Regions from separate parts of the Mus musculus genome. Here region 1 is linked to region 2. Evidence: chromatin loops called from intact Hi-C (ENCODE). Cell type or tissue: gastrocnemius. All regions are shown on one strand. Each heading gives the region's core, and the rest is flanking DNA. Links, peaks and the distances in the headings are about the cores only.

Evidence for each region. Hi-C counts contacts between places; a loop is a spot of excess contacts. Peaks named below come from ENCODE experiments on the same cell type or tissue, not always from the same donor. Only the 100,000 strongest peaks of a DNase experiment are listed, where the experiment ranks them.
Region 1: it touches region 2 in a loop (10-fold over the local background); 10 of 42 quality-filtered maps call a loop at or near these places.

The regions. Positions count from the first base shown.
Region 1 is chr2:69,104,820-69,115,864 of GRCm38, reverse strand. Cers6 (ceramide synthase 6) reads right to left here. Exons shown (of 10, transcript NM_172856.4): 9 at 10,706-10,862; 10 at 1,582-7,423. The coding sequence ends at 7,271. Among named protein-coding and RNA genes, the nearest start is that of Gm39840, 20 kb to the left of the region's middle. In gastrocnemius, for the core only: no CTCF peak of the experiment used is centred there; no DNase peak of the experiment used is centred there; H3K4me3 peaks cover 757 bases; H3K27ac peaks cover 800 bases.
Region 2 is chr2:69,422,296-69,433,740 of GRCm38, reverse strand. Lrp2 (low density lipoprotein receptor-related protein 2) reads left to right here. Exons shown (of 79, transcript NM_001081088.2): 72 at 649-739; 73 at 1,491-1,558; 74 at 1,707-1,824; 75 at 2,537-2,666; 76 at 3,377-3,478; 77 at 5,020-5,148; 78 at 7,699-7,770; 79 at 7,938-9,406. The coding sequence ends at 8,096. Among named protein-coding and RNA genes, the nearest start is that of Gm36393, 22 kb to the right of the region's middle. In gastrocnemius, for the core only: a CTCF peak has its summit at 5,400 (motif pointing right); a DNase peak (open chromatin) is centred at 5,401.

The DNA.
Region 1 (11,045 bases), core at 3,046-11,045, 320 kb after region 2:
TGGCATCTCTTACCAGCACAGGAAAGAAAAATGTCTTTTCATATTTCCTAGATAAGGTGTCTTATTGACATTGGTTTGATCTGGTAATCCAGCTTTCACCTCTAAAAATAGTCCTTTTCCTTGACTCTTCAACAAACTTAACCATCTGACAGTGCTTTCTGGCTTTCACTTATATAAACTTAATGGAATTTAAATTTTTCAGTGCTTGAGGAATGGCGTAAATCTGTGAAAAGCACTCTGGCATCACTGTGACAAACCTGTTGGAGATAAGCACTTGAAAGGAGGAAGAACTTATCTTGGCTCACTGTCTTAGGGGGTTCAGTCTGTGCTGGTTTGGTTCCATGAACCTGGGCAGAGCATCATGGCGGTAGGAACATCTTGACTTCTTGTCAAGAAGGAAGCAAAAAAGTAGGGGACTGGGACTAGGTGTGATTTTGAAAAGCTTGCTCTGAGACCAAGAGCCACTCCTTCATCTATGTCCCATCTACCAAGATGGCACTGCCACATAGAAACCAAGCTTTTCACATATAAACTGGAGAGGGACATTTCATATCCAAACTCTTAACTTGTGTGTTTTCATGCTTTAGTCTTTGGGGATAATGAAGACTGTAGATGCCAAGGCTCCAACAGCCCAATGACTGGTTCTGAGAGCCATTAGTATTCTAGTAGGTCCTGGTGCCTGGTCCCTCTGCTTTGTCTTCTTGACCTCATGGAGTGTTGCTGTCACTGCTACCACTCTTCTGGATAAAGCAAGGTCAAGACTGGTAGAAAGAGAATCAGGGGGCAGAAACATGTGCCTGCGTTGGATGTGGTTGTCTTAGCAGGAAGGGGTTTGGGAAACCCAAGTTGTATTTTGGCCACTGGAAAACATGCTCTTAGCATCGCGGATCGGCCTCTTTAGAACAGGAAAAGTTCATAGCTTTGCAATGAGTGATTTTTCTTATAGTTTGTGTTTCAGAGAAATTCTGGTGACTTCGCTAGAGTTACTGTGTGAATCGGATCACTGTTCAGGATGACATCAGTATTGCTAAGATTTTTTTTTTTCGAAGTGGGTTTTTAAAAATATAATTGTGGTGTTGTCTAAGTGCATTTCGGTGCTATCTGATGCCTTCTGAGATCCTACATGATGTAAGCACAGATGCAAAAAAAAAAAAAAAAAAAAAGGAAAAAAGGCCCAGAAATGCAGAGCCCGGATCCCAAGCTGATGCAAGCTGTTCTGAGGCGCATGCACAGAGACGGGCTGTTTCCCATTGTGCTTTAGAGATTAGCTATTGATAGCTCCTTCACGATTTGGGAAAAATCAGTATCCTCTGATCCATTTAGGTTGCTTTCTCTAGAAACCCTGTTTCCAGAATGGGGTGTTACCGTGAGATTTAACACTGAAGGCTTTGCACCCTAAATTTCAAGGAGACACTTTAGCATATCACAAGACGATATAACAGTATTTCTCAATGGTCACAACGCCTTGGAGAATCATTAAGAAATAACCGGATGGCTGAGCTCTGACACAGTCCCACCCAGAGATGTTGGATGTGTTCCCAATTCAGCTGGTCGATGCTTACAATAAAGGACACTCATGCTGTACTCTTAATGTTTATCTTTATTATGAAAGTGTTTCCAAAGTAAAATGATCCTCATAATAACAATTACTTCCAAAGATCAAGAACGAGTAATTATATTCCCATATAAAAAATCAGCAAAAACACAGTGACAGTACAGAGTGATTCTAATTGGCTAATGGCACACCATTCCACTTCTGACAGATGCTCACGCACCGAACTATCTTTAGAAAACAAATGAGGTTCTGTCACTTATTCTAGTCCCCAGGGAAAGCTGGAAAAGAGAAACAAACCTCCAAATTAACCACCATTCCTTTCTCTGACAGCTACAGGCCATGAAGGGAAATGACTGGGACTTGGGCACAGGAGTGATGAGAACTGTGTGCACAGGGGAATTAAGCTGGAGTGTGGTCCACACTTATGCTAATTAAGCTTTGAGCGAACGTTCCAGAATCATAATGTAACCATTCCAGAGCTTTGTAGCTTTGCAGCTAACACTAAAAAAAAACAAAAAACAAAAAACAAAAAACAAAAAACAAAAAAAACCCAAACAAACAAAACAAAAAACCAAAAAAAGTTTCACATTAAGGAGAGTTTTACAGTTTATGACATTTATCATAGGTAAAGAGAATAAAAATATGAATGAAATCAAAATTTTCCACTGAGCACAGAAACTATGGTGACTGACGCTGTACCATGGTTCTCAGAAGACACACAACCCAGGAAGCTAAGTATTCGTGGACCTGTGTTAAGGAGACAGGTGTACATGGGCACACCCTCTCCCACCTCCTGAAAATGGCACCAGACAGAGAAGAAGGGATGGGAAGAGCTGATCTAACAGTCATTAGTAAACTGAAAGCAGAAAAATGTTAGCATCTGGCTTTCTTTTACCAGAGTTCCAGAAGCCTAAAAGGCCGTGAGTGAATGAGCTAAAGGAGACCAGCTCCAGGCTAACAGCGCCTCCTCATCGCTTCCCAGCAATCCGAGAGTGCCCGATTCCATGCAGACACAGTAACTCACCCTGTGGCCCAGGCTTTTGCAACTTCTCGGCATTGGTGGGAGTCTCAATGCACGCACCTGCCCATGCATTCCTGTCACTTGGCATTGGTGGGAGTCTCAATGCACGCACCTGCCCATGCATTCCTGTCACTTGGCATTGGTGGGAGTCTCAATGCACGCACCTGCCGATGCATTCCTGTCACTTGGCATTGGTGGGAGTCTCAATGCACGCACCTGCCGATGCATTCCTGTCACTTGGCATTGGTGGGAGTCTCAATGCACGCACCTGCCGATGCTTCCTGTCAAAGGCTTTGGGATGCATCAAGTCACAAAAGCCTGCAGGAGGCGAACCTTCTTATTCGGGTGTCTACGTATCTCATTACTTATGGTGACTTACGTTCTTCAACATGATTTTCTCCATGAAAAGTGGCTGCTTTTGAGTATTGGTGGTTACAGGAGTTTCAAGAGCTTTGGCTAGGGCTCCCCCACATCTGCTTGGCGCCTCCTAGGGGTGGGTGGGTGCTATGTACACATAGGTGAAAGGAGGGCCCTCCTTTAGCCCATCAGTTCATGGAACTAAAATGTGATTGGTAGACTATTGCTAATTAGCTCACAGCATTTGGAGAATGGCACAATCTCACCTCTGGAAGAGAAGCTGATAGTGGGAAGCATACATGTAAGGAAACAGTCTTGTTTCACTTTAAGAACGTTTATGATCATTCCTGACAGGGGCAGCATACTTGAAGGCACCTGCAGTAGTTAGAGCCCTCCACATTTCTTTCTTGCTACACAAGAGCCAGGTGATCACTATCCCCTCAGGGCGACTCTGGTCTTGTTTGATGTTTTTCTCCTTTGGGTGTTAGAACCATTGCAGGGCTATGACGACTTATTGACTAAGCAGAAATAAGCCGAAGACAAGGAAAGTGAAAGGCAGGTAGGAGCCTTAGTACCACAAACATTACACAAAGGGCCAGCACTTAACTTCTTATTTCCAAAGGTGTTGCGGCCTCTCTGGGTTAATGACATCATCTCCCATACTGATAAATGGCCCACATCCGTACCTTTGGGCTAATTCTACACACTATTTTTCTTCTTCAAATTAAGGAAAATACTCAAATATCCAGGCAACTCTGACATTGATTTACCCCAAAATGATTAGTAATGTAAACTGGGTTGGAGGCAATGAAAGGCACCCATTCGTTCTCTCAGAAGAACTGGTCAACACAGACTCAGGGGAGCTCCAATGTCCTTTATAACAACGAAGTCTCATTTTTCCTTAGCCCAAGTAACAATGAGATTTAAATGCAAGGTGGAAGATTCAGACCTTTCTATCTAAAGTGAAGGAAAGGCAATACATTTGCTCAAAAAGTATAGGCCTATGTCATGTCACAGCAGGGACACATTTTTGTCACTCTGCGAACATCAATAAGTGTACTTACACACAGCAGACAGTACCGCCTCTGTACCTAGGCTATGTCATCACCTTTTGGGACCATGGTAGCACGCAGTGCTTTTGCTAAGTGTATGACTCAGACAGGAGTTTACCAGTTTGAGACTCACCTACCATATGGACTAAAGATGACTGGTCTTTCTTGGTCCGTGCCTTTGCTGCCTTGTTCATCAGCATTGGACGCCAATGACACAATCTAATGATAATTTGGGATATGCTCTGTCTGGCAGTTCAGCAGACATTAGAACCATGGGGTTAAATGGCAATCACTTGCACTTTTACAATGAATACTCGAATGACCCACAATACTGATCCTTGCAGTTGCTCCTCTGCTCTCAACATCCACGGGGCCGAGTCTGCGATAGTGAAGTGGGTGTGTCCTATGTGTGGCAGCAGATGCTCCAGGACCTGAGTCTATCTCAGGGAGCTCTGTGACTGAGAGGCTGAGAGGGCTTTGCTACTCTCAGCTGGTGCAAAGCAAAACTAAAGAGAAGGAAAGTCTGTTTAGGACATGGTTGAATGCGTTCGTTTTTTTTCTAAGGAAAGGAATATGGAGGACGATGATGAATCAGTAATCATTTAGTTTTACCAGTTTTTGGAGAAACATACATATGCACACATAAATCAGACACGGCTATATCAATTACTGACTCTAGGCCAAAGTCTACTTGATTTCCTACTTTCCCCCCCACTAAATCTAGGTAAGCTATGAGAGTTACTTTTTCTAGAGTCCTTTCTACACACACTTTGGTACCCTGGGGAGTTTGGATGCAACCAGGAAGGAGGAGACATCACCACAAGCTATGCTAATTACCAAAATCACCACTTAGAACTAACCTAAAGCTGGATTTACAAGTCAGACTTTCTGAGAGCTATGGCCTGCCATATGTGGATACGATTCCGCGGACAGTGTCTGTTCTCAGTCTTATCCGTCCATTTTTGGGAGAACATTAGACAGAGATATTAATATTCTATTCCAGAAAAAGCCTACAAACTCCATTTCAATTAGCCAAGCAGAATTATTTTCTCACAAAGGTAATACGAAACAGAAAAATCAACAGACACGTTGCAGACTGAGCCAACCTAAAGGTGTCAGTCAGAAAGCGTGCCCCTAGTCTTCCACAGTAACTTCCGTGGAGAAGATGAGTTAGAGCTGCCTTTGATATGGACAGGATCAACTTACTTCATTTTTATATACCTCTTCTGAATTTACAGATTGATCTTAAAATTCTTCTGTGCTAAAGAGTGTCACATGGTTCAAATACAAGTACACAGTGGTTGTCAAAACCATCTCATACCTGGGAGGATGAGCCCAGACATTAACTAGAGATGGGTAGGTTCCTTAGCTTAGCTGATGACAAACTTTCACTGTCTCAACACTGCTCTTGGTTTTCATCCATTTGTATTTGAGCAAATGCTCTGATTACTAACAGTACCTCCCGTGTCTTATCACTGGTCTCACAAACCCAAACACTCAATCAAGTTTCACTCCTAGACATATAACTGTTTTGGCTAATATATCAGCAAGGCTCAAATCACACAGTCACTTGCACTGTCTTCTGTGGTAACAACTAGACATGCTTCCAAGCTTTGAAAATTATTGTCTGGACCATACCAGAAAATACTGTTTTGTAATTAGGTGGAGGAGGATTTAATATTGCAGTGAGTTCTTCGGGAGTCTTCTCTTAACAATTAACTCACAGGCTTCAAGGTATGGGTATGCAGATTTAATTTAAAAGAACCAAATGGAGTGGGGGTGGTTCTGAGCAGGACCGTCATGCACTGTAATGTTTTGCTATTGGTTACTCAGCGCTGACTGGTTTGGAGTCCTGTTTTAGGAGATGTTTGACTCACGAGTACTTGTAATCCCATTCAGTTTCCTTTTTACTGAGGATGAGATGGGTCTAGTCCTCGGCTCATCTGTGTGGTTTCTGTAGCCGAACAAAAGTAACACTGGCTGCAGGGGGTGGGGGTGGGTGAGGGCTCATGACGTATTCTTTGGCAATTTTCCCCACAGCTGTTGCTGCTATTCTCCAGTAGAATTTTTTACTGTTTTTCTGGAAATAGCTCCACTTGAAGAGAAATTCACAGGAGCCCTCACAAGTCGTCAGAGCAGTAAATGGAACAGACTTGTCCTGTGGGGTGGATGTTTCTAGCAACAAGAAAGTCATTATGGGATGCATTTGAGGAGGAAGGCAAGGGGTTAATTGTCTTTCTCTCATTCGATTTATTTTACTCAGCAAAATACAAAGTCTAATACCAGATAGGGCTTTCTCTTGAAAGCTGGTTGCAATAAAGTGCTTTGCAGGGAAGGAAGTCTTTGCCAACTCCCACAAGACTTTTTCTTTTCCTGCCTCAGAATATTCGGGGCTTCCTCTTTTTTATACGTCAGGACAGAAGACTGGACTAATAGGGTAGAAGTCATGGCAAGACCTGGTTGAGGGCAGTGGCTATCCTTACGAGACTCCCAGAACCCAGTATGTGGGGCCCTTGTATCTGGGAACTTATGCAAGAGATACTGTTTCATACTCAGAACACTGACTTCACTGGAGGGCAAAATAGCTTTGTTACCAACATAGTCAACCCCCGACAACCTACCACAGAAAAGAAGTCTCATGTCTGTGCACAAGAGACAAACCAAGGCGGTTTCCTGTAAAATTCTAAAGTCCCCCCATAGCCACTCTCTTTCATCTGATCACCAAGAGTGGCAAGGAAAACACCTGGTTCACCCTGTTTAGACTCACGTGGGGCAATGGTCACCAACTGTATGGGCAAATAGAAAATGGGTGCAGAACAGAAGGAAAGCCAACCTACTGGGAACTGTGTGAGGATCTGGCATGGGATGTTCCTTGCTCTAAGGGGTAAAGAAAGCTGATGCTCACGGCACACTGGACCACAACGTGGAAAAGGGGCACACACAGACAGGACATCCTTACTGTCAATCACGAGCCCAGAGAATGAAAGGAGTGAAGGAATCCTCGTTTGTCCACAGATTTACAAACAAATAAAAAAATAAATAATATCCTAAGACAAATGCAAATACTGTTCCCTGTGTCAGTTACATACAGCATGCCTACATAGAAATAATGGATTTCTTCATTCACAGACAGGACACATGGCAGTACACTATTCAGAATGCTCCAAGAATCCTAATTTTTTGTCTCTGGTGATGAGATATCATGAAAGGAACTGCATTTGCAACTTATTAAATACTTCCAGGAACAAACAGTTCCCTTTGTTCAGAACTTATAGTTTTGGGTAGTTAATCATCCACGGAACAAGGACCAGTGAGGAGGTACCCATTGGTACCGCTGGTTCCGTTGGTGGTTGTTGAAGAGTGTGGTTTCTTCCCTGGAGGCTCTGAGTCCTCATCATCTGAGCTAGATTCAATGTCACTCCGGTCATCCTTGGATACCTGCAGAATACAAAGATGGGAGTGTCACCAGCTTCCTAGGACCAGCAGGGTTGGGCGTGCCCAGCAAGCAGCACATGCAACCGCACATGAAGATGAACTTATTCACATGTTAAAGAAAACAGATAAGAGCACTGTTCTGGTAGCAAGGTCCCTTCTTCACAGCAGGAATGCTTTGTATGACCGAGTTGGTTCTGAGTTTAGGCGTCACAGAGCCTGAAGGGTAGGCAGCCTTCATCAGAGATAATGTTAGACCATGACTCCTGCCCTTAACCACAGTGATGGTGGCATCTGTACCATGAGGATGGTCCTTTAGGAACTGCACCCAAACAAATCAATTTATTCAATAATGACTACATTCTTATTGACAATTATTTAATGTTAACTCTCAATTACTATACTAATAGAGATATTCACACACTAGCTCAAACCATTGCTATTTGGGATTGTAATTCATTCTATATTTAATTCACATTTCTTTTCTTTTCTTTTCTTTTTTTTTTGCTAAAATTACAAATGGCACTGGAAGACATTCTAACAATCCTCTAGATGAGATAGCTTTTAACATTTGCCAGGAAAAAAACTATAGGCCAGATCATCAAAAATTCTTTATTATGTGCCAATTTCTTCAATCTTCCATTAGTTTCATTAAGTAATATGAACAGGAAAATAAGATACTAGGATATACATCTGCATGTTAACATGGAGTACAGAAAAAAAAATCCTACAGTGTGGCAAGTAAGTACTTTATTGATTTTAAAACTGAAATAATTTGAATTCTTTCCTACATAACGCTAAACTATAGCCAGCATTTTAACCTAGAGGGCCTTACGAGCTTCAAGTAAGTGCACTGGTTACTTAACTAGTCAATTTTTATTTTGACACCAGGTCTCACTGTGTAGCTCAGACTTGCAGAAATCTTGCATAAGCCTCCTGAGTCCTGGCATTATATGTCTGTACCAACACACTCAGCTTCATTTGACTAATTATTAAGTTGGATGCTCAGAGGAGCCTTTTGACCTGGCTTTATGAAGCCTGGCCTTCAGTGATCCTCTAGGGGCGGGGCTGAGAGACAGTCTCAGTTTCTCAATGGCATTTCTAAATTACTGAGACTGAGGGCTTCTCAAATCAGATCTTCTCTGCACAATTAACAAATGCAGCAACTCGAGGGCCTTGGGATCTACTACTGGGAAGCCACTAGGGACCAGGGACATAATCATTTCTAGGTGTGTAGAGATGGGGAACAGTAAAATCGGAAAGCTACTGTTCCAATCTAACTAGCGATGACCTAAATATCACACACAGCTAAGCCTCACCCCAAAGCCCTCTGAGGTGAGAATGAATTCATGTTGACAATGTCACTCAAAAACAAAAGAGAACAACAATGCACTTAAGATACTGAGGCAACAAATGACTGGGGGATAAGAGTATTTCAGCTTAAAAGCATGAGTCATAAAGACGTATTATGTAAGTTCCATTATATTTATAAATCTATTAGTTTCAAATTAATGTGCTAGTACAGGACACCAGATGCAGAGAGTATTAATTTGCATGCCTAGTAAGTTGATTCTAAATTACATTTGGAAAAACCCACCATTATGATACTGTCAAAGAAAAAGGGGGGAATTTAGAATGTCACAAAATAACCCAGAGGAAAGAGCCCATGGACGAGAGGGCCCTTTCTGTGTTAGGTTTAAGCACCAGGGGCAGAGGACAAACCCTGAAGCCAGGGCTGGGGAACGTAATTAGTGATCATTCCTTCACAAAGATGACGGAATCACAGTTAGAGGTAAGACGACAGGGCCGGTGGAAAGGAGAATGCCATAAATACAAAAATAATCTAATCTACTGCACTCACTCTCCACCTTTAGTTATTGTCATGCCCCAGGACGATGCATGCTGATTTAATTTATATCCAAATGAGAAGAAACCTGAGTTCAAGCTAGGCATGGTGGTGCATCTGGGCATGCAGGAGGCACACAGGTGAGTTCAAGGCTGGCCTGGTCTACAGATTCAGTATAGTTCTCTCTATACAGAGAGACCCTGTCTGGAAAAATTTAACAACAACAACAACAACAACAAAAAAAAAAAAACAAAAAAAGAAAAAAGAAACATGGATTTATTTTGAAGAATAAGAAGTCATGGGGAAAAAATGAACCTTATCTCCTATGAAATTAATTTGTCAAAATACTCAGGATTTATATATATAGATGGTGATGCTGAGGACTGGCCTTATAGATCATGCCAGGTTGCTCAGATGTTTCCTGTGGAAGGAGCTGAGTTTGTGGACCGCACCGAGGACAGAGGGCAAGTGCTACTCTCTGTTTTCTGCAGATCCGGACATCTGTAGCCCAGGTCTCCTTTCCGCACTGCATGGATCGACTGGCTTACTTCTCTCACCTCACACTGATCTGTTTCAGTGTTAGCCAACATGTTAGGGACCAATAGAAAAGAACAAGTCCCTTCCTGTTGGATCAGCAAGATTCATTTGTTCCCACAAAAGGCAGTGATGAAACTCTCCCTGATACCTTTTGCAGACCATGGAACCTACAGTGGCCACAAAGCCCCCAGTAGTGTCAGTAAGTTAGACGGCAGGAAAACGGCTGGAACAAAGCACCTGTGCAACCCTCCAGCAGGCAAGTGTCACCCCAGAAGGAAGAGAGAGGACGAGAACTTACATGCAAAGGGTTCCACTTCCCAGCCTTCCAGGATGGCAGGAGGAAGAGAACAAACAATGAAGTAAGAAACCAGTGTGGAGAATGATCTGGAAATGTCCCTGCTCGGGACGAAGGGGCTGAGGCTCTGGAAGATATATTTACGTCAGCCTCTCGATTCCATTTTAAAACAGACTTAAGTAAGTTTTGTAGGAAAAGTTGCAGATGTATTTATTCCTTGTTTTGAGAGAAAGAACTACTTCAATGTGCACATGACACCTAGCAATCCTTTTAACAAAAGGAAATACATTACTAAATCAAATTTCTGCTCAGCATAAATAATCAGAGAACATTAAAGAGACAGGGAGAAAAAATTCCACAATAAATAATATGCCATCATTAAATGCTAAATTGTAAATACAGATCTATGGGTATCATCATCAACAAAGCCAACAGAGAAACTTTTTTAAAAAAAAGAACCAACGAGAAGGAAATAATTCAATTTGTGTTTCAAGGAAGTTTGGGAAGAAATAGCACCGATTTTGATGAAATCAGAAACAAGTGATTTCAGAGGAGCCAAAAATACCCTGACATTTCTGGGACGTACTGGAGAGAGTGGGTTTTAACTTACCTTGCCTTTTGAAACAGTTTTGCAAGCTATTTTTACAATCAGGTAAGACCAGAAGCAGTTCAACCCTTGTAGTAACAAGAGCAGCAGGTTAAAAACCCACCAGGAAGGGTAGGGTCCGACGATCTCCCAACTTTCAAATAATGTGGTATTCAACACCCTGAGGAGGAGAAGAAAGGCATTACTGAACACAGCTGGTTCTCAAAGGAGTCCTACTGATTGTGATGGAGCACAAGGTCAGCAGACTCCCCCAGCTGCCTCCTCCCTTCCAGGGGGGACAGCCCGAAAGAGAAGCAGGCCCGAGGAGTCATCTCCTGCTGTAGTGCCCTGACTGTTCCAATTG
Region 2 (11,445 bases), core at 1,999-9,998:
TACAATAAACCAAGAAACCTATGAATATGTAACAACACAGGTGGTTACATATGGTTTCCTTGGCTAGCCCCTCTGATAAAGGGAACATTGAGTAGAGACCTGTAGAGCCCAGAGAGTAGACAAACTCCTCAAATAGAATGCACATGCTCAACCAGGGAGAATGCTAGGGCCGAGCCAGGAGCAGGAATCCAGAGGAGGGTCCTCATCAAGTAAGGATATCTCTTGCTAGCTGTCCCTCGGGTGCTTGTGTGTCTGTCTGTGTCTGTGGGTCAACCTCTTGCCTTCTCCCATGCTGATGCTCCGGAGTCTTGGGTTGTAGTTTCAACCTGTGTTGCAATTAAACTCTTGGATCTAATGGTTCCCAGAAGAGAATCTGGAGACATAATGTATGTCCTGGCTTAAGCATCCCCTCATTGTTTAGAGGAGGAGAGTGCTATGAAGTTTCTCTCTGCAAGCATGTATAATTCCCCAAGATCTTATCACCGTTTAGGAAGTTCATTTGCCTTAGGGAGCAGGGGCTACCTTGGCAAGGTCAGCTGGCCTGACCCTCTGCATTCCCCATCTCAGTCCTGGGGGGGTTTTGCATGATGCAATGCTCTGCTGCGGTGTGTGGCTGACTAACCCATGCATGGCTTTTCCTTTCTGCAGCCAGTGAACTCCCCATCACCATGCCTTCCCCATGCAGGTGCATGCACGGAGGAAGTTGCTATTTTGATGAGAATGACCTCCCCAAATGCAAGTAAGTGTGACTCTCGGTCCCAGCTGTTGACCTTGATCTTTAAGGGAACCTGAGATCTCAGTATAGCTGGGAAAAACAAGTACTAGAGGCTCATCCAATTCCCCATTTCCCATCTAACCAGCTTCTCCTCCTTTGGGGGAATCTGCGGGAGGCGAGGCATCACTTCCCAAATCATAACTGGCATAACCCTCACCTGAAGATCTGGCTCAAATGCCTATGTGCATTCTCAGGGGTACTGCATTTCTAACAACTCTTGGGAATGCTGTGGTCATGTTGAAGAGTGAGGAGTTAGAGAGAGGACAGCAGTATGTCTCCACATGCCACCACCCACCTCGCCTGGGAGGATGGCTTAGGATATGAGAGAGCAACTGACAGGAGAGATGCTTTAATACAAAGATCATGACTAGTCTGGGGTGAAGAAGCCTGAGGGAAACCATCATTGCAGAGCAAGATGAATTGTCTCTTCCTCCTTGAAAGTGGTTGGAGGATGGCACACTGCCACCGTGTCTGCACTCCCTTTCTAAGGAAGAAATGCATGGAGCAGAGGAGCCAGTAGGCTTATGCCATGAGACTGACCTAAGTACTACACCACTGCTAGTGGCTTTCTAGAATGAGTGCAGAATAAGCAGATGTGGAGCAGTCTGCACTGCCTGCTCCTCATGCATCAGGGCTGCATTGCCTGCTCCTTATGCAGCACTGGATCAGGGCTCTCTCTGCCTCCAAAGATAACCACGTCTCCTTCTGATTCCAGGTGTTCTAGCGGCTACAGTGGAGAGTACTGTGAGATTGGGCTCTCGAGAGGCATCCCTCCAGGGACGAGTAAGTGTCAGAAATATGGTGACCTGCACCAGTCGCAGCCCCCCATCTTCCTTTTCACCCCATCTTTGAAGGGCCACTGGTGAGCCCCTCTAGCGCTTCCTTGTTTGTCAAGGTGCTGATGCTGGCTTTCCGCTTCTTCCCTCTGCAGCAATGGCTCTTCTGTTGACATTCGCGATGGTCATCATTGTTGGGGCTCTGGTACTCGTTGGATTCTTTCACTACAGGAAAACTGGCTCCCTTTTACCCTCTCTGCCCAAGCTGCCAAGGTCAGTTTCATTAGAAGGCATGTAATAAGCCTGTGTACGATGAATTTTTTTAGAAGATTGATAGCTCACCTGTTCTCATGATCTCAGGGTAGTCTTCATTTCTTTGCTCATTTTCTTTCTTTATTTTATATATGTGATGAGTACACTGTAGCTGTCTTCAGACACACCAGAAGAGGGCATCAGATCCCATTACAGGTGGTTGTGAGCAGTTGCCATGCAGTTGCTGGGAATTGAACTCAAGACCTCTGGAAGAGCAGTCAGTGCTTTTAACTGCTGAGCCATCTCTACAGCCCCTTTTTGCTTACTTTTATGAGGCAAGATTTATTTTTCATGTGTCCTCCACCTTGCTCTGGGACCACACGTATGAGCCACCATGTCCCTCAGTTGTGAGAACTGAGAGCATTCACTGTCAATCACTTCTTCATGGAGTTTCCCCTGAAGCTTGTGCTGCAGACCGTATTTTATCACGTAGGGCAGGAGAGGGCAGAGCTAGCTGTGGGTTGCTTGGCTTTCTTCTAGTGACCCCTAGTTCTTGTTCCGATCTTGTTTGGGCATGTGCTTTCATGTGCACTTGGGGAGAGAATTGCACATAGAAGACTCAGTAATATGGAAGGAAAGTAATCACTACAAAAACAAAACAAAACAAAACAAAACAAAAAGAAACAAAAAAAACCGTAATAACAACACAACACATGGCTTTGTTTCATTTCAGCTTAAGCAGCCTTGCCAAACCCTCTGAAAATGGAAACGGGGTGACTTTCAGATCAGGGGCTGATGTGAACATGGACATCGGTGTGTCTCCTTTTGGCCCTGAGACAATTATTGACAGATCCATGGCAATGGTGAGCACAGCCTCCGTGGGATCAGTTGAAGGCTTTCACTTACGCTAATTGATGGAAGAAACTCTTCTTACAAGAAATAAAGCTGACCTTGGGGACACTAGCATGGATACAGTCTGTGCTCTGTAGGCCTTTGAAGGAAAATGGCTCTACCATGTAACAGTTATTCAAGGATAGGCAAGGAGCTGACTTTTTCTCGCTCCGTGTATAGAACAGGGACTTGTCTACCTCTTATGAGAGCCAGGTGGCACAGTCTGGGATGGGTCTAGGACAGCTTTGACCTCATGGGGGCTTTCTGTAATCTAGAAACCTATTTCCAGTGCTTTGTCTCCACCTCCAGTCACCTCTGCCTGGAAGAACAGTGTTCTCCATGCTGCCTTATTTCCCTGTATCTTCTTCCACTACCTCCCTCTTCTTCAGTATTCCAGCCCAAGTGCATTAAGTCCATTAAAGGGCCAGAGGGATTCAGCTATAGGAAGAGGATTTGTGCTTTCTGGAGCAGATGCCTTAGTTCATTTTTTACTAGAAGAAACAATAGTTTGTTACTTAGATGCCCCTGGGTCTCTGAGGCTACTTTCTCCCGCCTACCCTCTCTAAGACCTCATATTTTGGGTGGCTTTGTGAAGGTGTCTGGTGTACATCCAGGTATGAGGGAGATGCCTTTCTGTCTGAAGTAGATCAATGGGTATGACCTCTCTCTCTCCTCCCGCCAGAATGAACAATTCGTCATGGAGGTAGGCAAGCAGCCTGTGATATTTGAAAACCCAATGTATGCAGCCAAAGACAGTACTTCCAAAGTGGGCCTGGCAGTGCAGGTGAGATGTCTGTCCCACGATCTGTTTTTAGCCATCGTGGTTGCTGGGTCTTTCTGTGTTGCAGAATGCAGGCCTCTAACCTGCCCTCCTAATGGGAGGAAGCACAGTGGCCTGCATCTCAGCTTCACCATCCACAGTCACGAAGCTGCGCCCGGATACAGCCCTGGGAATAGTCAGAGCCCTGTGTCGTGGCAGAGATGTGAGGCTTAGCAGCCATGCTGGGGGGTGTTCACTGTTCTCAGTCATTCCTAGTCACCCGTGCCAGAGCAAGGGGTATGAGTCTATTAGAGATCCTGGAGACATAGGGCCCTATGACAGAAACAGGGAACTATGTCATAAATGAATGGCTGAGAGACGGTATTATGAGGCTGCTTATCTGAGAGGGCTAAAGTGAGAGGGACGGCCTGTTCTGAAGAGTATAGAGGTCTGAAGTTAAGATTTGCTCCGAAGGCTTATTACTCTGTACCTGTAAGAGAAGCTGGAAGGAGAGGCAGGTGCTTTCCATTAGCCTGGACTAATGGCTCAGCGCTGGTTCCCGATCCATCAGCTTTTGGCCTGTCCTTCCTTTGTCTATGCAGCTACAGGAAAGAGCTATCAGTGTTTGCTAGTGATTTCCGATTCAACATATAGTATATTTTAATATGAAGTGATAGAAATATTTTTCAAAATGAGCTCTTTCTTAAGAGCAAAAAGATTTGAATCTTGAAAGAGTCTCGTCTGCTCTTTGATAATGTATCGTGGGATAGAGATGACATCTTGTCTGGTATTTTTCACATGAAATAAAGTGAGGCCATGCATACAAACAAAATGGAGAATGTAAAATACAAGGAGTATACTGACTTCCTTGTAATATCTATTCAGGGTGATATGGGTTTAAAGAATAGCTGCGTAATTATGTGAATTTGACAAAAAATAGAAAAGTATTAAGGCTGTTTGCTTACTGTTTTTTAAAATTCATCCTCTTTTAGGTAGTCCTCAAATTTGCTCATTTTATTCCTTTTGCTATTTATTTATTTATTTATTTATCTTTGGAGACATAGTCTCACTGTGTACCCCAGGCTGGCCTCAAACTTACAGATATTTGTTTGCCTCTGCCACTGCTTGGATTAGTGTTGTAGCTACACACCTGACCACACTCATTTTTTTCCTTAATATTCAAAGAGGATTCTGTGCACTGCGTCTGTGTGGCTGTTACTTGGTGTTGTTACTTAGCTAGCACTTGGTTGCCAGTATGCAACTGGAACACCTGTTATTACAAATTATGGTCAAGGTGGGAATGAAGGGTGTAGACAATGTAGCAGGGGTTACATCAATGAGTGTGTGGCAATGAGGGGTGTCCTCGCCTACCACATTTGATATCTTAGGTGACTTAGTGGTTGTTGCACTTATTTGGGGAAGGTGGAAGTGGCATTTAGTTTACAGCTGCTAGTGTCACTTATCAGATTGAAAAGGTACGTGACTGTGTCTGTGGGGGATAAGGTGGCAAACAGAACCCAGATCTACTTATTCACATATTCATTTCTTCTTTCAAAACCGTGTAGGGACCGTCAGTAAGCTCACAGGTGACTGTACCAGAAAATGTGGAAAACCAGAACTATGGAAGGTCCATAGATCCTTCTGAGATAGTTCCAGAGCCAAAGCCAGCCTCCCCTGGAGCTGATGAAACTCAGGTAATGATAATTGACTCATGAAAAGAAATTTGCAAAGAACTTGGACATTTCTGAGTTGATGCTAATCCACGGAAGACTACGTACATACAAATGAAAACAAAATTGTAGATTTAGTATGTCTTCATGAAAAGGACATAGAATCTGGGACATTCACACAACATGCACAGTAATGTGCTGAGGATACATATAAAAGAGAATGCACCTTTCCAAGTTGCTCTTAGTGCCTTACTACCATTACCAATGCCGACCACCAGGTGGCACAATTTTATTACCTTGTCCTCTGTGTCCAGCTACACCTAATTGTCCATCCAACCATCCCACAAGCATTGCTGTATTACCGTGCCAAGGAAACTAGTCCAGGAGACAAAAGTCCTGCTTGATGAATCTTTCTTTATCATATATGCTATATCTTCACATATCCTAGAATATTTGGGATGCAGTTTAACAAGCACCTTTGAAATGAAATTGTATAAAATGGACAGTGTGCTGCTAGCTTTAAAGAACGTGCGTTTAGCTATCCCAGATCTACATGCTGGATTCTAGACACTCATTTTACCCCTGAGAACTGTAGTCCTTACCAGTTCCCTTCACAAGGGGATCCATGGGCAAATTGGAAATGATAGCACTTCCGGATAAAAAACACTGTGAGACATTTAAATGTTCCTGGTCCTTGTGCAGAGAAACTCAGTGGTGTGTTCTTTAATTCAGTGTGGCTGAGAGAAAAAAAAATCACCTCTTACATGTACACATGCATAGACATGCAAACACACACACACACACACACACACATACATACACAAACACACACACACACACACACACACATACACAAACACAAACACACACACATACACAAACACACACACACAAACACACACACCATAGAGAGGAAGATTTTGGTTCACTGTTTTTCTAGGGACTTTTTTTCTCCTTAAGCTACATTTAAAAGTGGACATTGAAGATTTGTTTTCCACAGCCACCAGAATACTTGAAATATCAAATGTTCAGTCCCTAGGTCTGGCTGTACTCCAAGGCAGTGTCTGGTTTACTTCTTTATTCTTAACATTTCTTTCCAGTCAATTCTCGATCTTAGGGACCTTTCTTAGAGGTAGCTTGGTCTGTAAGGAGAGGCAATGTGGCAAGAAGCTGTTCCCTCCCCCCACTCCAGGTCCCAGAAACAGAACGGGCATGGGGGTTTGTTGGGAATGCGAGTCAACCTTCGCCAATTGCAGCATAGCTCCATGCCTCCGTCTGTGCTGCCCACTGGTTCTTGCACTGATCCAGGCCGAGACCTTCCAAGTTCTGCTCCCCAGCGTCTGTCCAGAGATCCTGTATCTGTGACCCCCGGACACTAAATTGTCACTTGGCTCAGCAGAATCACTTGCTTAGGTCACCGAGGACACGAACTTCCAAAGGAGTCTCTCAAGCTTAGATTTCTTAGTAAATATACAGAGAATACTCAGAATTCAGACCCCGTCACTCAAACCTGTCATTTCCCACAAGTTGCATGGACACACATTGGATCTCCTTTAGAGACGAGGACGGCCATATTCCTCTTGTTAGCAATTACTTAGTTGCATGGAGCTATTGCAGACCAAGACAATGACTTAAGGTGTTGGCCTTCTCTACTTAACTTCACATTTCCAAACATATGGCTCTGACTTCCTTCTCCTTTTTCCTCTGTTTGGTGACACAGAGAGTGGATGTGTGGGTTGGGTGAGTGGTCTTGCCTTTCTTCCGTAGTCATGTGCTCCTGGTACCAAATTTCCCACCCATCCTGCAAAACACATGGGTTACTTGATCTTCCATAGGGGGAACTTGTTAACCAGGTGGCCAACACTACAACCACTCCATAAGGTGGGGCCAACTCACTGGTGTGTGAGTGACTGGGGTTTTCTCTTTGGGTTCTTCAGTACATAGGCCTCTCTGCTAGTCTACCACACTTTAGCTATTTGTCCTGCTGTGACTCAGTGTGTCATACAGGAGGAACAAAAAAAACCTGCATCAAAGGATTATTGAGATGAAAACAACCCCACAAACCTTAAAGCAATTCCCGATGCACAGCAAACACTCAGTAAATGTCAGTTGTTGCAGATGATGGTGATAGTGATGGTGATAGTGGTGGTGGTGGTGGTGATGATAGAGGATGTGTCGAAGTGAGAGGGATATTCTGGCCAAGACATAGTTTTGGAAATAAGAGACATAATTTGGGTTTTCCTTGAGCTTCTAGGCTGCTCTAGAAGTCTGCCTCTGTCTTAGTGTCTTGTATACTCTGTATCTGACTGGCTAGATGGCAGTCTTCTAGATGGCATGAGTCCAGATTCTCCATCTGCACATTTTACATTGAGGAAAGATTTTGAAGTTGTTACATAAAAACACCTGAGAGTCTTAGCTACTGTACAGGGACAGTTGAATAATATACTACTTAACCCACACCCTTAAGTTAATATGCTTTCAATAGAGTTTAAAAACCTAGGAAAAGACACCTATAAAGAAAACAAAATAGAAAACTCCATTACTGAAAACCGTCCATCTCCTCTTTCTGTTTAGGGCACAAAATGGAATATCTTCAAACGAAAACCCAAGCAGACAACGAACTTCGAAAATCCAATCTATGCAGAGGTAACTTTTAATCCCTGTTCTAAGTACAGACATTCATTGTTTGGCTAGGTTGGGCACACATTGAGGTTATTCTGGACAAACTGACCAAGGTTAGTCCTTATACAGAACTGTTTATGATCATGCCGGGAACATAAAGCCATGTCATCCATGTCTTGTTGTGGTTGCAGATGGACACTGAGCAAAAGGAAGCTGTGGCTGTGGCTCCCCCTCCATCTCCTTCTCTTCCTGCTAAAGCTTCAAAAAGAAGTTCGACTCCAGGCTACACTGCCACAGAAGACACCTTTAAAGACACCGCAAACCTTGTGAAGGAAGACTCTGATGTATAGCCTTGCCAACTCTCTAGGGAACATTTAGACACTCACTTTTGCACATATATTTTTTACAGACAAATGAAAAAGAAGTTAACATTCAATACTTTATAAAAAAATATATTTTTCTCTGTTTGCCTATAATTGAAGGTGTGTCGTGTGTCTTTTTTACTGATGCCATTTCCTATTTTTACAATTATCATGAGGTACTGTGTATATCTTGCACTGATGTTGTCAGGAGGTGATGCTGTGAATATATTGTACTTGTGTAAATTTCAGAAGGATTATAACATCTCTGCCTCTGCTAATGAGAGTGCCTGCTGAGTGGGGTCGCTGAGCTGAAGAATAAATGATCTGGTGAGGAAAGGAGTTGGCTTAGGGCTTTGGGTCTCTCTAGAGAAGAGATAGTACTCATGTTTCCTTTGAAACAATCTAGGAAGAAAGCCCTTTAAGCTTCATTTGTGGGTCCGTTTTTACATGTCAGCACTTAATCAATAATCAATATTCAACATTACGTGTCAACCTGATTAGTAAGTGTACCAATAGGGGCCAGTGTTGGCTTCATACACTGTAGACGCTTCTGACCACACAGAAGGTACACAAAGTGATTCAGTTGGACCCTTCCACGTGCCTCTGTCTTCTAACCCCAGCTGTGACCCTAATTGCCAAGTCAACATCTGTATCTGCCATGTCACGTCCCACACTGAGTTTCTGTTTCATTGAATGAGCTCTTGCTTGACAGACCTTAAATCAACCCTTGCCTGGCATCTCAGGTGTCACCTCCCTTAGTGACTGGAATTCTGGAGCTGACTGACTAAAACCAAACCTACTTCATAAAGTAGGGTGCCAAACAGATACCAGTTAATCGAAACCTCAGCTGGGTGTTTGGCTCTGGGTGCAAACTGTTATTGTATTGACTATTTATTTCCTCAGTTGACGACGAAAAGAAAGGGAAAACATTCTTACTGAGCCTTTTTCACGTCTTTGCCTAAAGCTGTACGTTTGTGTCAGGATGTACTGTATGTCCCGGCTCTTCTGAGCAGTTGCTGAATTCTCTATCACAGGAACCATGGCACGAGCGTACATTTTCTATAGCAAGTAGCATTCCCGGTTTCTCTGTGCTAATATTGCACGTGTGTTAACGAATGAATGGAAGGGTGGGAGAGTGGATGAATGAAATATACTACTGATTATTTTATTCTCAAGTCCTCGAAATATTTTGTTGCTCATATTTTGAGTACCGATTGTAATTACTTTGATTAGAAAAGAAAAAGCTACTGGAAATGATGCTGCTGGAAATTTCTAATAAATGTGTATTTTATCAGATGGCTTTTGGGTCTCTGACTCCTTCTTGAGCCTTGGTCACAAGTTGCTTGAAACGGTGCTTGGTTGGTGACTTAGTTAGGGTTTTACTGCTGTGAACAGACATCATGACCAAGGCAACTCTTATAAGAACAACATTTAATTGGGGCTGGCTTACAGGTTCAGAGGTTTAGTCCATTATCATCGAGGCAGGAGCATGGCAGCATCCAGGCAGGCATGGTGCAGGAGGAGCTGAGAGTTCTACATTTTCATCTGAAGGCTGCTATCAGAATACTGACTTCCAGGCAGCTAGGACTAGTGTATCAAAGCCCATGTCCACAGTGACACACCTATTCCAATAAGGCTATACCTCCTAATAGTGCCATTCCCTGGGCCAAACATATATAAACTACCACATTTGCTCTCTGTCAAACCAATTCTTCAGTGTGTGTTTGAATGGAGACTATTATGGAGACAATCCAGGCTTCAGATTTTAACCGGATCCTTGAAAGGATGCCCACGTCTCGTCTGAAGATGAGATGGAGATGAGAAAAGGGTGGTGTTTTATTGTCCTGGTGTCCTTTGCATTTGAAATGTCACCGAGTGGAGAATGGAACCACAGGTGAAATGTACATTTTCTGGATGCTTCTAAGAACATTCTTGTTTCAGAAAAAGGTGAAGAGCTCCTTTGCACAGTTCCCAGTGTCTAGCCCCAAAATGAAGTGGATGTATGAAGTTATTCTAGTTCCAGTTTCCAGACCCAGCTATACAAGACACTTAGTTTCAGACACTTAGTTTCTCTGGAGCCTATTACAAATATATAGTTTTTCTGGATGAACTTTAAAACAACAATGGGAAGCCCTGGTCACTCCCTGACAATGTGCAGAGTTTTACTACAAAGAAAACAAAAGTGTCCATCTCTAAGAGCATAACTGTGTATTTATTGCTTCTAATTTTTGATTGTTTCTTTGCCAATTTGTAAAAATTATACCGGGAGGGACACTTCAGTTGTGCAACTCCTTTTTGGCACAGGGGTTTTGCCAGTTTCCTCACACTTTAAAGGGCTCAAATTCAGTCCATGAAGAGCAATGGGACTTTATTTGTAACACACACACACACACACACACACACACACACACACACACACACACACTCACGCCTGCATGCACAGAGAGTTGCATAGATTATGGTGCTAGGCTTTGGACAGAGGAATCCATGACTCTGTCGTTGTTTAGTGTGGAGGCAGACTCCAGTCTTGGGTAAGCATTATTTATCCTATAGCCAGTGAACTTTGGCTGAGTGAGTATGCCCTGTATGTACCCTTGAACCCCCCAGACTGCTACCTAACTCCACCTTTTCTCTTACAAAGTTAGCCGCTTCCTTTATGAATCTGATTGGAAATATTTGTAAGTTCTGGGTACTATAAAGTGTCCTCTGATGAGATAAGGAGTCAGGGATGTCCTTGCACCCCCTGGGACTACCCCCGGACTTTAGAGCAATCTGTGACACAGAACACCGTAGAGAGATTCCATGGAAGAGAACTTTTTTCAAAATCCTAGGTGATAGGAAGGAACCATTTTAGTGCTAACTTAATCCCCTTCCTACTCAGTAATGTGTAAGGGGAGAAAAGACTGCTCATGGCCCAGTATGCAGGAAAGATGCTCAGATCTGTATTTTTACGATGGTAAATATTCTGGAGAGCCTCAGGAGTATTCCAGGAGAGGGCCCCAGTGCCAGAGTGTACTGGAGATAGGAATGTCCTGAGCTGTTTCAAACAGCAAAGCCTTTGGTTCTCCGGGTCAATCAGATATTGGCCAGTGATGATGCCCACAGGGTGGGGCAGCATCTTAACTGGGGCAAGCTCATTGAGAGGCTCTCCTCTGCAGCTGGGAGGGCACTTAGCATTGCAAAAGAATCCGGAGGGAAACTACCAAGTCTGAGTCTTTAACTTCCATCTAAGGATGCATGGCATCCTTTGTTTTCTGGACTGGACCACAACAGAACAATTGCCTAGTTAGGATTATATTGTGTTTAACAGCAGATTAATCTACTGTAAAGACCTGGC